Regions from separate parts of the Homo sapiens genome. Here region 1 is linked to region 2. The links are chromatin loops, found by intact Hi-C in ENCODE. Cell type or tissue: Caco-2. All regions are shown on one strand.

Region 1 (8,000 bases), 56 kb before region 2:
TTTATGTGTTTATTTGCCATTCATATATATATTTTTTTGGTGAATTGTCTGTTTTGCTTGCCAGTTTTCTATTAGGTTGTTTGTATTCTTACTGTTAAGTTTTAAGAGTTCTTTATATTCTGGGTACAGCCCTTTAACAGACATATGATTTGCAAATATTTTCTCCCAGTCTGTACCTTATCTTTTCCTTCTTTTAACAGTGCCTTTCAAAGAACAGAAATTCTTAATTTTGACAAGGCCAAATGTATCAACTTTTTTCTTTTTTGGACTTGTTTTTGGAGTTATATCTAAGAAATATTTGTCACCCAAGTCATGAAAATATTTTTCTTTAACGTTTTGTTCTAAAAATTTCATAGTTCTAGGTTTTATGTTAAGGTCTATGATCTATTGAAATAATGTTTACATAGGGTATGAAGAATGGATTTAAGTTCTTTTTTGTCTGTTTGCTTGTTTTTTGCTTAAGGATATCCAATCACTGCATATGGATAGCCAACAAAGGGCTATCCTCCTGAAAAGGCTATCCTTTCTTCATTGAATTGCTTTTGCACTTTTATGGAAAATCAACTGACCATATATATATGGGTTTATTTCTGTACTCTCTCTTCTGTTTCTTTGATCTATAAATCTATCCTTTTTCCAATACGACACTATCTTGACTGCTGTGACTTTAAAATAATTCTTGAAATCAGGTAGCATGAATCATCCAAAGTTGTTCTTTATCAAAATTGTTTTGTTCATTCTAGTTCTTTTGCATTTTCATCTAAGCTTAGAATCAGCCTGTCAATTTCTATAAAAGATTTACACTAGGATTTTTATTGAAACTGCATCAAATCCATAAATTAGTTTGGTGGGGAACCGACATCTTAACAACAGCAAGTCTTCTGACCCATGAACATGGTATATGTTTCCATTTATTTAGATCTTCTTTGATTTATCTCTTTCATTAGTGTTTTACAGTTTCATGACTTTGGTAAGATTTAAAATGGTGTATTATTTCCATAAGTTCTATAGCTATTTTTTGAAATACATGTTTTACCCATGAATGGTAGTTTTCAACTGTCCTAAATCTGAAAATGCGTATTCAACCAAAGTAACACTAAAGCATTGTATTAGTTTCCTGTAGCTGCTGTAACAAATTATCATAATTCAGTGGCTTAAAACAACACAAGTTTATTCTCTTACTGTTCTGGAAATCCGAAGTCTATAACCAAGGCATTGGCAATACTGCACTCCTTCTGGAGGCACCAGGGGAGAATCCCTCTCCTTATCTTTCCCAGCTTCTAGAGGCTGTCTGCATCCCTTAGCTCCTTGCCTCTTTCTTGTATCACCCCACCCTCTTGCTTCCCTTGTCACATCCCTTACTGTACTGTGGTCAAATCTCCCTCTCTCTCCCTCTTATAAGGACACTGCAATTATATTTTGAATCTATCTGGATAATCCAGGATAATCTCCCCATCTCATGACCCTTAACTTAATCATATCTGCAAAGTCCTTTTTGCCATATAAGGTAATATGCACAGGTTCAAGGGAATAGTTATCTTAGATATCTTTGGGAGGCCATTATTCAGCCAACCTCTAGAATCAAATGCATATAAAGTCAATAAGGTTCATAAATGCCAATAAAAGCATACTTAGGAAGAACATTTAGCCTGAACAATGGCTTGGTAGCACTGCTTTAAAATAAATAGCATTTAAAAGTCATGAATGTACCTTGTCTCCTTGTTTCAGTGTGCGTAGTTGAAGCCTTCCAATAGCTTTTTTAGCATCTGCCTTTAATTGCCTCTGTAAAAAAAAAAACAGCAGGTATTAGAAAAACTATTTTTTAAAAGAAGTATGATGAAAAAGATAGAGAGGATCAATAAATATTTATCAGGTAAAAGTCAATGTACAAATCAATTTTAAAAGATAAAACTTAATTAGCCATAATAAATGTCCCATTTACCTGATATAAGGCAGGATTTTCCAAGTTACTGAGACTTTTTACTTAACTTATGTTTCCCTACTTTCTTAAACAATACTGTTGGGACCATAATGGTAAAAATACATTTCCCCCACCCCTAATGGATTCAAATACTATGAATTTTCAAAGCAATCTTCCTATTTGCAAGCTCAGAGGACATTAATATGCATTTTTTTTCCAATTTCCTTTTTGAATCGTGTCTTGTTTGGTGGAAAGTGCATAGGATTTGGATTCCAATGGTTCAAAATCTGACTTTATCACTTACTCAATGAATAACCCTGCACGAGTCATTTAATTCTTTGAGCTTGTTTACTTATCTATAAAATGAGGGTAGTACCAACCTTTACACTGTTTGGTATTAAGAAAAATATTGGTGCTTATAACCACGATTGCTTAATGAAGAAGATTGATTCTGAGAGTGGTCGCCTTTTATTGTTTCACTGAGCATATATCTAGATGTGTCTGGATATGCAAAAGCAAGCCACAGGCTCATTTATGGAATAAAAACTAAAACATTATGCATAATTGAGTCAGAAGTGAAGTTGGGGTGTGGGAAGAATCTACCAGGTGAGGGAAAGACTATAAAGAGAGTCTATACAGTTCAATAACACATTGTCCCTCTATGTATGGTGAACTAGCCAGAGGAAAAAATCCCAGGTGATATTTGTTAAGATATTTGTCAATTTGAAGTTACTGGTGATGCTGCAAATACTTCATTCCCCTTCACTAAGGTCTACTACAGACAGGAATGCCTCAAGTGAATATAATATACATATGAATTGAAGTAGTGAATATAATATACATATGAATTGAAGTAGAGGCTAAGTATGACACTTGGTAGATGCTGTGTTGAAATGGTGAATATTTGTCCCCTCCAAATCTCATTGAAGTGTGACCCCCAATGTTGGAGGTGGGGCGTGGTGGGAGGTATTTGGGTCATGGAGGAGGATCCCTCATGAAGGGCTTAGTGCCATCCTTATGGTAATGAGTGAGTTCTCAGTTCCCGCTGGTTGTTTAAAAGAGCCTGGCGCCTGCTCCCTCTCTCTCCCTGTGACACGCGTGCTTCCCCTTTCCTTTCTGCCATGATAGGTAGATTCCTGAAGCTTTCACCAGAAGCGGAGGTTGGCGCCAAGCTTCTTGTATAGCCTGCAGAACCATGAGGTAAATCAACCTCTTTTCTTTATGAATTACCCAGCCTCAGGTATTCCTTTACAGCAACACAAACCCGACTAATACATGTGTGGAATATAATGGTAGCATGTGCAGCATGGCAAGATAAGTGATCTTTCTATTTTGAACTGTAAAATGAACAAACTTAGAAATTCGGCAAAAAGTAGGCCCCCAGACCTTTGGGAGAATGTAAGCAGCTTCCCTCCTATATGTACCCCCGTCCCCAGCTGACATTTATGTTACATGAAAATTAGAGATAATGTAAGTATTTAGTATAATGTCTGGCATATAGCAGATACTCAATAAAATGTTTATTACACAAAATGTAAACTACCATTCATCAATAAGCATAACAGGTACTTGCCAATATATATTTGCTACAAATGCTACAAATATTTGTAGCAAATATATTTTGGAAGGTAAGAATCTATAAGTATCAGTAGGTGAGGAATCTCATTGATGCCCAAACCTGTCTCCTATATAAGATATCATTTTGTGGAAGATATTTAGCTTAATGCCAAGGAGAATATTAGCCAAAGTATTTCTTTGCTGTCACAGGAAAAGCAGAAACCTCTCAGATTATTACCTGACCAGCAAATAAGTCTAACAGAAACAGTGAATAGGAAGGCCTAGACCCTAAAAAGGAAAAGAGGTGATAATCAAGGCACTTTCACTCCCATTTTGGGACATAATTGTGAACTAAAAAAATTCTATGATGGGACTTAATTTCAGCACAAATATCTTCCCTTCTATTTTGTTACTTGTAAGATAATAATAGAGTGACAGTGAACAAAGGTACACCTAGGATCTTTAGATTACCGAGCCCGACATCTAATCAGACAGAGAAGAAAACTGATGCTCAAAGAGGAAGAATGTCTTGCTTGAAATATCAGAGCTAGTGTCAGCCCCACTGAAGTCCAGAGTTATATCAAAGTAGCTATCTGTTTTGACTGTAGCATGGAGTAGGAAGCTACTCCTACCATTTCCTTACAATATACAGTTGTTATACAGTTTAAAATATATTTTTTATATCCATTACCTCATTTAATCCTCACAACAACCCCCAGAAGAAGGTAATATCCTCATTTTAGAGATGCTCAAGTGGAGGGTTGAAAAAGTAAAATAACTTATTCAAAAGGGAATGCAGCATCTAAATAATAAAGCTGGTACTGGAACTCTGCTCTTCATATTCCAAGAGTCCATTACAATACAACCATCCATAACTCATCTGTCTTTTGATGTTTTTCTAGCTCCTGGATTCTAGGGTCTGTCAAACTGTGGCAATCCTTCCACCTGTATGCCTACAGGGTCCTGGCCCTGGCCCACACACCTACACTTCACTACTTTCTTTCCACATAGATCATGAGTCAGTTGGACATCGAGATGAGAAAAATGCAAATGATAAAAAAATAGAGCCAGCAAGAAGAAAGGGGAAAAAATGTAATGTAGTTGATGATGTCTTTCACAATCGTTTTGCTCTTTGTGCTTAAAGCAATTCTAATTTAGGTTTAGGCAACAAGCTGTATCACACAGTTGGGGAAAGCTCTCATAAGGAATTGATACCTCTCTAGGGTATTTACTTGATTCAGTCTATACAGTCTGATTTCTCATTGCAAAATATTTGATTCAATACAATATAAATGTCTGAATCTCCAGTGATAGTGCTTATCAATTTATTAGGCATTAATGCCAAATATATAACTTTCTTAATTATAGCCAAGACTATAATGCAAATTAATTTGAAGTGTGGGATCAAAGGGAAACTTTGTATGTAATGTCTGAGTCTATGCCCAGGAGAACAGTAGAACTTGCATTAAGGGCGATGCTAGAAAATGATGGTGGGGGAGAATACAAAAAATAAAAAAACAGGGCCAAATCCAAAATGCCAGAAGACACTAGACAAGAGATTTGATTATAAAGGATCTCTAAAAGATTTGCAGCATAGCATAAACTAATGTTTAACAAAGCAGCCTTAGAATAAAAATGTGTTTAAAAGAAAATTTGAGTATTTTCAATAGCTCCTACTGGGCTGATATAAAGAAAAGCTATTTTCTTTAAATATGGATGCAAGACAAGTGATTTAATAAAAAGCACAAACTATTTTTAGAGCTTAAAGGAAAGTCACTCACAAAAAAACTGCCTCACGATATTCAAGATAGTACTCAAGATATTTCACTGTGACACTGATAGCAAGAGTTCCAAGATGCAAGCCTCCCTCTTAAAAAAACTGAAATATGAGAACACCATTAGGGCCCAGTAGATTATATTCAACACGTGTTTGAACAACATTATGTCAACTTTACAGTGCCCAAATATACCTCAACATTTAAAGACAATATGCCCCATGTGAACTGTAATTTGTACCTTACTCCTTAAAAAACAGAATTTCAAGAACATATCTACATTATACAAATTACATGAGATACTTTTCCAATGCCTTGCTACCAGATCAGAATTTCCTTAGTCTATAAATTCCAGTAACACATTATTTCCACCTCTTATCTTGTTCAGTAATTGTATTATTAATGTGCCTTTCTCTCTTGAGTAGCTGGAGGACTGGGCCTTAGTCACTTAGAAAAAAATTCCCCAGTGGCTAGAGTTTGCTCAAAAATTATTTTCTGAATTTAGAAAATATAAACAGACTTTCTTGATTTTCTCATGCAAGACACTTCTCATTTCAATTATTAAAAGTCTCTACTCCATTAAGTTTGGGGAAAGAAAGGTTTACAAATTAATTGAACCTTTACCATGTGTCAGGTTGTAAGCTTTTTACATGTGTCATCTTGTTTAATCATTAACAACATTGTGAAATAGCTATTTTAATATCCAAGTTTTATAGACAAGAAAAGTAAGGTTCAGAAGCTTGACTAAAGTCCAGACAGCTGGTAAGCTTCAGAGCTGTGATTCAATTCAAGCCCAGGTTCTATCTGGCTTTAAAGCCCATGATCTCTCCACTATTGTACACTGCCTCCATTGTGTAATGGCAAAGAAGCCTTTAAGAGGCTTCACATTTCTTGTGAAGAAGACAAACGAAGGAAATTTAAAAACCCCTTTAAAGCCAGCAATTATCCAATCTTAAAATTCTTCCCAAACTGGCTATTTACTGTGATTTGGGGAATTTTAAAAAGCAAGTATATGATGTCAAACGCCTTTTGCCTTTCCCCTCCTCCTCTCTAATCCTAAGAGATACCTGGTCTAAGAATATTTGGCAGTAGAACTGAAGACTGATTCAAAGAAGCTGGTTGTTGGCCAATTTTCTTAACAGAAGCTTAATGTGACTATTCTGACTAATCAAAAGCTGCATTCGCTCTAGTTAGTGAAGAATCTCCACTACATGGTTTTTTTTCTTGATTCTGAATGGGAATATATTGGGGTTGATGATAAAATGTCAAACCAATGATCATTCTTTATTACAATGTTCAATTTTGAAATTATGGTGAAAGCAAAGATATTCTACCTAGTTCACTGGTGTCTTTATATCCAATTAGGTAAAGTATATGTTTCAGTCTGGTGATTTTTCAGCCTGATTTTTGGTCCCAGGGCGTTCAGCTTTTAGCTTAACTGAAACCCACATGAATAGTATTAAGTATGTAGTCAAACCTAATTACTTGATGGAGGACAGGGTGTGCAAAAAGCAAGAAAGGAGAGAGATATAAGCAAACTAGATTTTTCTGTACTTAAGTCACCATATTTTAAAAATAAACATTTTCCTAAAAATTTGGCTAAGAGTTTTAACACAAGATATTTAAAATCAAGAATTATAGTAAGAGGATTCTTTTCCTCAGATATATTCCTAGGACAAAATAAAAGTCTGAGCCATGTAGCTGTTTAGGTATCTGAGAACTGAAAGAAATCCATTTTATTCAATAAAAACCTATCCACAATATTTGAGTGAAAATATTCCTACAGGTAAGAGGAGGTGCAGGCTATAAAACAGCTTCCTATAAATCTATGGAACTACAGATGAGGGGATAAACAAGAGTGCAGACCACTCTCATGAAGAACATAACTGTGAGCAGTGTAAGGAAATACACTATAAGGAAGAACAGTGAAGAAAGGGTGAATTTGACTCAGTAGATAGGTTATAGCTCAGATTACAGCATTTTTTTCAAAGAAATGTGATTAACACCCTTTAGAATTTGTGGTATAACTGCAAGTTTGTATCGTTTGACTAACATCTCCCCATTTCCCCAATCCCCCTGGCAACCACTTCTCTGTTCTCTGCATCTATGAGTTCAAATTTTTTAGATGAATAAATCCTGAGGATCTTATTTACAGCATGGTTTACTTGAAATTTGCTAAGAAAGTAGATCTTAAGTATCCTCAACACACACACACACACACACACACACACACACACACACACACGTAACTGTGTAGGGATAGATGTATTAATTTATGTCAATCATTTTACAATTTATATGTATATCAAATCATAATGTTGTACACCTTGAATATATACAAATTTTATTTGTCAATCATACTTCAATAAAGCTGGAAAAAGAATTAGTGGTATAAATTTAAAATTAGAGTAAGTGAATATATAAAAATCCTGAGACCCATTATAAGAGCTTTCTTTTGTTCAGTGAGAAAGTCAGAAGAAATATTGTAAAACTAAGTCTTACTTAGACAAGGATTTAATCTGTTCTTCTTATACAAGAGTCAAAATTCTCATGGTTTCTGTAAAAGACCCTGAACTACTCTCAAATGTAGGCAGAAATAGATACATACATGTGAACACACCAACTGCAAATGTATATATGTTAATAGTGGTACAGTGTGCAGGTACTTAATGAATCTTCCAGATAATTTCGTGTACTAGTGGAGTAGAAAAAAACTTAATGTAACCAGAAATAGTTTAGATAATTTT
Region 2 (8,000 bases):
GCAATAGTGAGAACATGCTTAACGTGTCTCGTGACAATCTTACATTTTAGATGGTTTTAATGCTTACTTTAAGATTTGGCCACTTATCTGACTTTCATTTTTAAGATAAGAAATTTGAATAGTAATTACACTTTGGAATAAAAATTTTCTCCTAATTTCCTTTCAGGTTTCTGCACTGATTTGATTGAAATATATCCAGAGATTGCAAGCCAAACTGCCAATAAGCATCTGTCATTTGCAATTATTTATCTGTGTGAATCAGAATTTTCTGAATACTCTGCAAACAAAATACAGAAATAAACTGCATGAGTTGATGTTAGGCTACAATTAACTTTTGAAAAATTTTGGTATACATAAAAGTCTCATTTTCCTAATTGATTGCTCTTATATAGTGGAGTTTCTTTCTCCTAAACAAAAATTTTAAAGCAACTGTTCTAAATTAGTTAGGTGGGAATATAGACACTCAGCACAAACTCTAACCAAGGGCAAACAATTCAAGTGCAGGCCCCTATGAGAGTGAGTGAAGAGAGATTTTGTAAACAAAGAAGATACAGAAGGCTTTTCCACATTTGGTGGCCCCTTCGTAATTCACAGCAATATATAATGAACTAATCCATACTTAAATCTCAGTCCTATCTCTCTGCCACTATGATCCAAGATAAGTTTTTGACCAGAGGTTAAAAGGAAACCCTAGGCTTACTCTGAGGAATGAGTAAAGCAAACAATATAACACTTTGCAAACAAATATTCAATAACACATGTGGATAATATGCAGTGATTTTCCCCCTATATTGAAAAATAGTTTTTCCAGGAGTTCAAGGAGAAATGTGATTCCTTACCTCAAGTAATTTGCTGGTTTTATCTAGTTAGCTTGATGGCAAACTTTGGTATAGCCTTTATCTCAGATAATATTGTTTTTAAAGTATCAAAATGCTTTTCTGAATGTAGTGTAATTTAGTGATCAATATTTAGGGCTTTATTCCTATATGGTATCCTGAAACACAACACCCATAGTTAGATTCTCAGTGTATTCATGTCTTCAAATCGACAGTTGCACAATCATACATTTGTACATTATTTTTTTGCATCCTGTTAGCATTAACCTATTATAACATTCAGTGACTATTATCAGCTGGGTAGTATATATATATATAATCCTTAATAATCACAGCAACATAAATATTATCTCCATCTTACAGATGGGGTATCCAAGGCTCAGTAAAGTTAAATAATCCTACCAAGGACACAAAGCTATTGTGTGGTAAATCCAGAATTTTATTCCCAATCTTGACTAAAATGCCTGTGTTTTTCTTAGTACACCATATTGCCTCTCAATAAAGTATAAGTAATATGTATGTAGAGTGCCTGGCATATAGTGGGAGCCAAGCAAAAGTTAATTTTATTGTCTCCTAAAACTATCAGATAAATACCCTTAACAGAAGTAAAAGGAAAATGGTCTAAGTAGGACTCTGTAATTAAATACTCTTCAATTACAAATCATTCATGCAAATGAATCTCATTAGAAGACAAAGTCAAACCCTTGCTATTAGACAGTCAACTGAAATATAAAGACTATAAACTTTATTAGGTCTTTATTCTTGATTTTCAGTAACTTCTAAAAGCTACTGATTCATTCTAATCAATGAATTATCGGCCAAGAGAGATACAGTTTCTCCTTTAATCAATATAAAAACTAAAAATCATAGCATTTTAGATCTGAAAGGGATCTTAGAGTTCATCTACTTTTGTTTTGTTTCAGTACACGCTTCTAACTTGGCCTCCACTGCCTATACAATCATTTGACATGTGAGTAACTTGTACAAGGTTACAAAGTCGGTAGAGGCAAAGAAGGGGCTAAAAGAACTCAAATCTCCTGAGTTCCAATTCAGTGTTCTTTCCATTACGCCATCCAGCCACTCAATACAAGTGCTCTCTAGGCAGGTTCAGTCATAAGGTTTTAAGAAAAACAGAAAACCTCCAGTAGTCAAATAAGCAGCTTCTTCCTTCCAGTGACTCCCAGAAGGCTAATCCTATCAGCTAACCCTTACTGAGAGTGGATGATGTGCTTTACTGCACTAAACTCTTTAAGGCATTATTTCATTTTATCCTGAAGGCAAACTTGTGGATAAGTTTTCTTATTATTCATTCTCATTTGACTGATGAGAGAACCCAGACTCTAAGACTTGAAATAAGTTGCCCAAGGTCACAGGACTAGTAAGCAACAGAGTAGGAATTTAAACCAAGCTCTGACTTGAGGCCCAGCTCTTAAAAACTATGATACACTGCTATTACACGTGTCTCTTTCTTTTTCTCCATTTTTTTCCCCTTTGTCCTTTAGGGTCTAGGATAACTATATACATAAGGTATGGATACCTAATCACAAATAGGGAAGTTTGTGGAAGGATAACCGACGGGGAAAAATAGTAACCTCATACCATCTCCAAGAATTTAAGAACTACCTGGACTATTTTTTTTTCCAAAGTCTAGGCCTTTGCTATCCTCATGCAGAAACCTCTTCTTTTTCAAGAACGTTAGTCACCTGTTTTGCAACTCAATAACCTAAATCAGATTTTTCAGAAGCAAACAAAAGCACTGATACCAAGTCACTTGGGACTTGAGACCACTGGGCAGAGAAGAACCCAAGAACTAAGCAAAGTTTCCACCAAAATTGCAATGAGGTTAACAGGGCACAGTAGCACAATCTAGTATTTGATACCCAGGAAACATGGAGAGAAAAACAGGGAGAGGAGGGGAAAATCTGCTGCCAGTCTGAGGTTGTTAAAAAGCAGAGTGAGGAAGAGATTTCCAGGTGATCTCCTCGGTCATTTAAGACCCGATGCCCACCACCACTTAATCCAAGGCTAGACACCCTTGTGAAAAACCAGGAAAAGGGAACGCAAAGAGCTCAAACAGTCCTTGATTTGCCAGCCTCTGCACCCGGTTTGTTTTACCCTTTTCCACCAGAGAGGCAAATGAAGGATTTTTTTTTGCCCAACACCCAGGCCTGGTGAATCTCGGGGAGGACCCTGCCCCACTCCGTGGGGACAGAAAGAGCACCCACTTTCCTTCGGAGCAAGGGGATAGGACGAGGAGGGCAATGAGGAAAATAAGAGAAACTGGCCATGGCAGAGGTCTGGAGGGGTGCAATCTAGTAGCTGCACTCACCCGGGTGAGACATGGGGATGACCTCATTGCGGGTCCCGGGGAAGTTAAAGATGACGGCTCCAGACGCCCCTCTCTCATAAGCCAGATGGATCTTGTCTGCGAAGGTGCAGCCCCCGCCGCGTTGGATGAGGGCCAACCAAGAGACTTGCACGGTGCTTCCCCAAACCGTGGGCACCGTGAAATTCGTGTGCGGGTTACAGGCGTTAAGCGCCCCGGGCCCGTCGGGCGGTACCAGGACCCCAGCCACAGGCTCCAGCGGCGAGTCCTGGCCGTACACGCCCTCCTCGCTCAGCTCCCACACCGTACGGTTCACTCCCGTGTGCGGAACCCGCCAGGACACGTTGAGGTACGCGGTCCACACTGCTTCAGCCCCCCGGGAACCGGGTGCCTGCGGACTCAGGGCCAGCAGGAAGCACCATGCCAGCAATCTGGAAAAGCCGCAGCCACCGCGGCAGGAGACCCCGGCCCCAGGCGGCGGCCCCATGGCGCGCGCGCTCCGCAGTTCCCTAGCGCCCCTGGCACGCGCCCTCCTAGCGCTTGGCAGGACCCTGGTCTTGAGCAGGTGCGCGCCAGGTGGGGAAGGAATGGAGTGAGACTGGGGAGCTGCGAGCTACGTCGGAGCCAGGAGGCACGTAGCGTCAGCACACAGGTTGCCGCAGATGCAGCTCCTCGGAGCTCCAGTCTTCTCCGCTACCGCGGCTGCCGCGTCGGGCTCTGGGGCTTTAGCGTGAAGCTCCGCCCAGCCGACTGGGGGTAGAGGTGGCTGGGAGGGAGGAAAGGACACTGCGGGATCCGCCTCTTAAAAGGGTAACAGGATGGATCGATGTTAGAATAGGATCTGAGGCTGTGTGGCTAGGTGTGTCGCGTCGTTTTATAAAAAACGGACAGGCGAGGAACGATAAAGTCCGCAAACATAAAGCTTTCTGGCAGGATTCGAGTCGGTTTTGAATTGCAAGAATACATTTTTCCCTCCTAACATTTGCCTAAAGGACATTTCGGGCTTACGGTGCCAGAATGTGAAGTACAGTACTTCTAAAAAGCGCAGATCCAAAGGGTCTGAGTTGTAGTCAAGGGAATTTGGGTAGGGAAGGAATTTGAGTAGAATCAGGCTATTTACTGATTCTCTAGAGGGGGGAAGGGCAGGAAAAGCGCGCTGTTACCCTTTCTTACTGACTTCAAATGGCACCTTTCTCTTTCCCTGCTCCTAAGAAGCCTCATACATGTGTATTTCCTCACCGTTACCCTAGGTTTCATGTACCGCATCAGATGCCTCTTCTAAAACTAATTTTAGTCCTCACAAAAGAATGACTGTTTTCACACACCTCAGAACCAAGCCTTTCTTCTGCATTTTTCACAAACCTGACTTACCCTAGCGGATGTTCCTGCGCTATTCATGACCTTAACTACATAATCTTTCTCCATTTCCCACTAACTGAAAGGAGCCTGACTCGCCTAGGCGATTCACTCATGGCATTATTACATTACGATTTATCCTTGCTTAAGTATTCAATTTTTGTCTACCCTGTCAACTATTATATTTACTAGATGGTTAACAAATGAGCCTTGAATTAAGCTGAATTAATATACCTGCTGTCTGATAGTTATGAATAACTTTTGACCTTGGGGAACTTCCCTGTGGCTCAGTTTCCTCATCATCTGTAAAAGGGGGATAATAATTGCACCTACCTCACAGAGTTTTCAGATGATTAAATGAGTTAATACATGTAATAAAGCACTTAGAACAATGCTTAGCAATATAAAAAACATGTTAAAATTATTAAACAGGTTCAGAGACACAATTCTAAAATAATATTAAAGTTTTAATTTGAGGTAATATCAGAGAAAATGATGTTCAAGATGTTCAGTCTTAGCCACTTTTTCAGTTCAAATAAATACAGTCTACTTTATGCAGCTCAACATTTGTTAAATTTCTGATCAATTACTCCCCTCAATCCCTGGCCCAGCATTTACTTAATCAATGTTATTTACAAAGATTAAGCATGGACCAATTCTGTACTTGATACTCTTATGGCTTGAGAGAAACCTAGAGGAAAATTAACATCATATACCAAACAACACCTAGAACATAAATAAATGTGCAATTTTGTGAAACATATACTCTTAGGTATTGAAAAGGACTTTAGAGGTCAAAGTGGGTATATGAGACCAATAGCATGGTACCCCCAAATACTGATGGTAATCTCTGAGATAAAAATTACCTAGGGGAAAAATGGGTAGGACCAACCACCTCTGAGAAATGGTACAATTCCAGAAATTGTCTGATTTTGCTGGTGAAGAGCATTCAAAATTCAATTGATATTACCTGAATGACAGCCAACTATATTGTACTTTGAAGAAACAATGTGTTCAGAAGAAAGAAGGTATTTTATAGCTACAAAAATGAAGTTCAGAGAGACATTTATTAATGTTTTTCCATTCATTATTTTCTTAAATATTTGTTGTACATCTGCCATAAGCCATGGGCTGAGCATTGTGGTGCAAAATCAAATAAGACATCAACTCTCCTATCAAGAAGCTCATAAATTAGTTTTGATGAGAAGGACAAGTAAAATGGAAAGTGCAGTATAGAGTGATATATGTATATAGTGTAAGCACTATGATGGAGATATGACAGGGTAGTAGTGGATAACAGAGAAGCACCTAACCCAGACTGAGAAGTAAGGAAAAGCTTCCCAGAGGAGGTTAGACCTGGGCTGAGTTTGAGACAGTAAACTTTTCTAGGCAGAAAACAACACAAGGAAAGGCATTGAAATATGAAAAAGAAATGTTAGGAAGCTACAATTACTACAGGCCCAGTAAATGCAAAATGGTTGGAACCTAAAGTAACAGAGGGAGGGTGGTAACAGATCATGTTGGAGAGGTACATGGGGGCCAGTTCTTGAGAGTCCTTTGGGTAAAGCTAGGGAGTTTAGACTTTATCCAAAAACGAGGAGTAATATAATCAGGGTTTAATCAGGGAGTAATAGAATCAGATCTGAAGTTTAGAGATCCTTCTCTGTGGATAATAGATTGGAGGGAATGAGAATAGCAGCAGGGAGCCCATACAGAAGATGGTTGGCAGTGCTACAGGTGAGAGATGAAGATGGCTTGGATAGACAGGTAGTGGACATGAAGAGAAGTGGGCAGAATGGGAATGTTCTTTGGTGGTAGAATCAACAGGACTTGGTTTGGGGGATGAAAGAGAAGGAGGAGTTAGAAATTACTCTGAGGTTTTTGACTTGGAAGACTAGATGACATTCAATCAGGGAATACAGGAGGAGGGTTTTAAATGTATAGAATGGGTAGAAGGAGAGATGAGTTCACTTTAGATATGTCGATTTTGAGGTGCCTATGATGTAACCAGGTAGAACTGTGTGATAGGCAGTTGAGTTTCCGATCACTGAACACCTACTAAGTGCAAAGCATGGGAGAGACAGGGGTGTAGAGAGACAAAAGAAACAGCCCTTGCCTTCAATGAGCTCATGGTCTAGTGAGACAATCAGAGAGATAAACTATCAATAACAGTACAGTGTAATACATGTTATGACTGAGAAAAGTATAAGGCGCTAGGGCAAGACAAGTGTGACTGAGTCTTTAAGTACAAATGGAGTGACCCAAGCAAAGAGAGTAAGGATTTTCAGGCACAGGCAAGAGTATATTATATGAGAACTCCAAAGAACATTCAGGGAACTAGCATTCAGTAGTTCGGTATGGTTGGGATATAAAGTTGCAAAGGTGGAGCCAAGGGAAGTGAAGCTAGTCAAATAACTTGTGCCAGAACATGAAAAGTTTAGAAAATTATACATACATACATATATATATATATATTTTAGACAGAGTTTTGCTCTTGTTGCCCAGGCTGTAGTGCAATGGCATGATCTTGGCTCACTGCAACCTCTGCCTCCCAGGTTTAAGCGATTCTCCTGCCTCAGCCTCCCAAGTAGCTGGAATTACAGGCGCGTGCCACCATGCCCGGCTAATTTTTGTATTTTTAGTAGAGACGGGGTTTCACCATGTTGGCCAGGCTGGTCTCGAACTCCTGACCTCATGATCTGCCCACCTCGGCCTCCCAAAGTGCTGGGATTACAGGCGTGAGCCACCGCGCCAGGCCAGAAAATTATATTAAAGCGTACGGACTCAATATGCATGCACATGTGTATACACATACATAAAGCAAATATGGCAAAATGACAACAAGTGATAAATCTAGATGGTGGGTGTATGGGTGCTCATTGTACTTTTTTTCCTACTTTTCTTATACAGTATTTTAAACATTTTGTAATAATGAGTTTAAAATTGTGAATTTATATTGAAGTCAATGGAGCGAATGAATGGTATGACCAGATTTGAACTTAAAGAGATCATATGGATTGTATGAGGACAAGACTGATGAAAAAGAGACTAGTGAGGAGGCCAATATCTCCAGAACTATTCTGGAGGTCTAGACACTTGTGGAATGGAGGTATCAGACTACCATAGCTTGATAACGTGAGTCATTAAAATCATCCTATGAACCCCCCTTGCTCTGAGTTCATCCTCACCGAGCAACCCTACTTATTATCAGTTAGCTCCTCATGTAAATATGCCTACAGGGAGATAATGTACTGATTAGCAAACACTAGTATCTGGTCCACTTGGAAGTTGTACTTCTCATTATAAATTAATCAACTGGCATTCTGGCTTATATATTGGTCTCTCGTGAATTTGGTTAAGTGTGAGTCAGTCCCCAGAAACCCAGTCTCTGGTTATACTACCAATCAAATTTCGAGGCTTACAAAGCTAAGAACCAGATTGTAGATCATGACTGCAACAAAGTACTTCCACTCTATGGAGAC

The links. Hi-C counts contacts between places; a loop is a spot of excess contacts. Peaks named below come from ENCODE experiments on the same cell type or tissue, not always from the same donor. Only the 100,000 strongest peaks of a DNase experiment are listed, where the experiment ranks them.
Region 1: it touches region 2 in a loop (2.8-fold over the local background); 4 of 110 quality-filtered maps call a loop at or near these places.

The regions. Positions count from the first base shown.
Region 1 is chrX:106,778,847-106,786,846 of GRCh38, reverse strand. RNF128 (ring finger protein 128) reads right to left here. Exons shown (of 7, transcript NM_194463.2): 3 at 1,711-1,782. Among named protein-coding and RNA genes, the nearest start is that of TBC1D8B, 20 kb to the left of the region's middle. In Caco-2, no CTCF peak of the experiment used is centred here; no DNase peak of the experiment used is centred here.
Region 2 is chrX:106,722,563-106,730,562 of GRCh38, reverse strand. RNF128 (ring finger protein 128) reads right to left here and starts at 3,862. Exons shown (of 7, transcript NM_194463.2): 1 at 3,166-3,862. The coding sequence starts at 3,649. RefSeq lists an enhancer at 3,427-4,015. In Caco-2, no CTCF peak of the experiment used is centred here; a DNase peak (open chromatin) is centred at 3,902; H3K4me3 peaks cover 4,483 bases.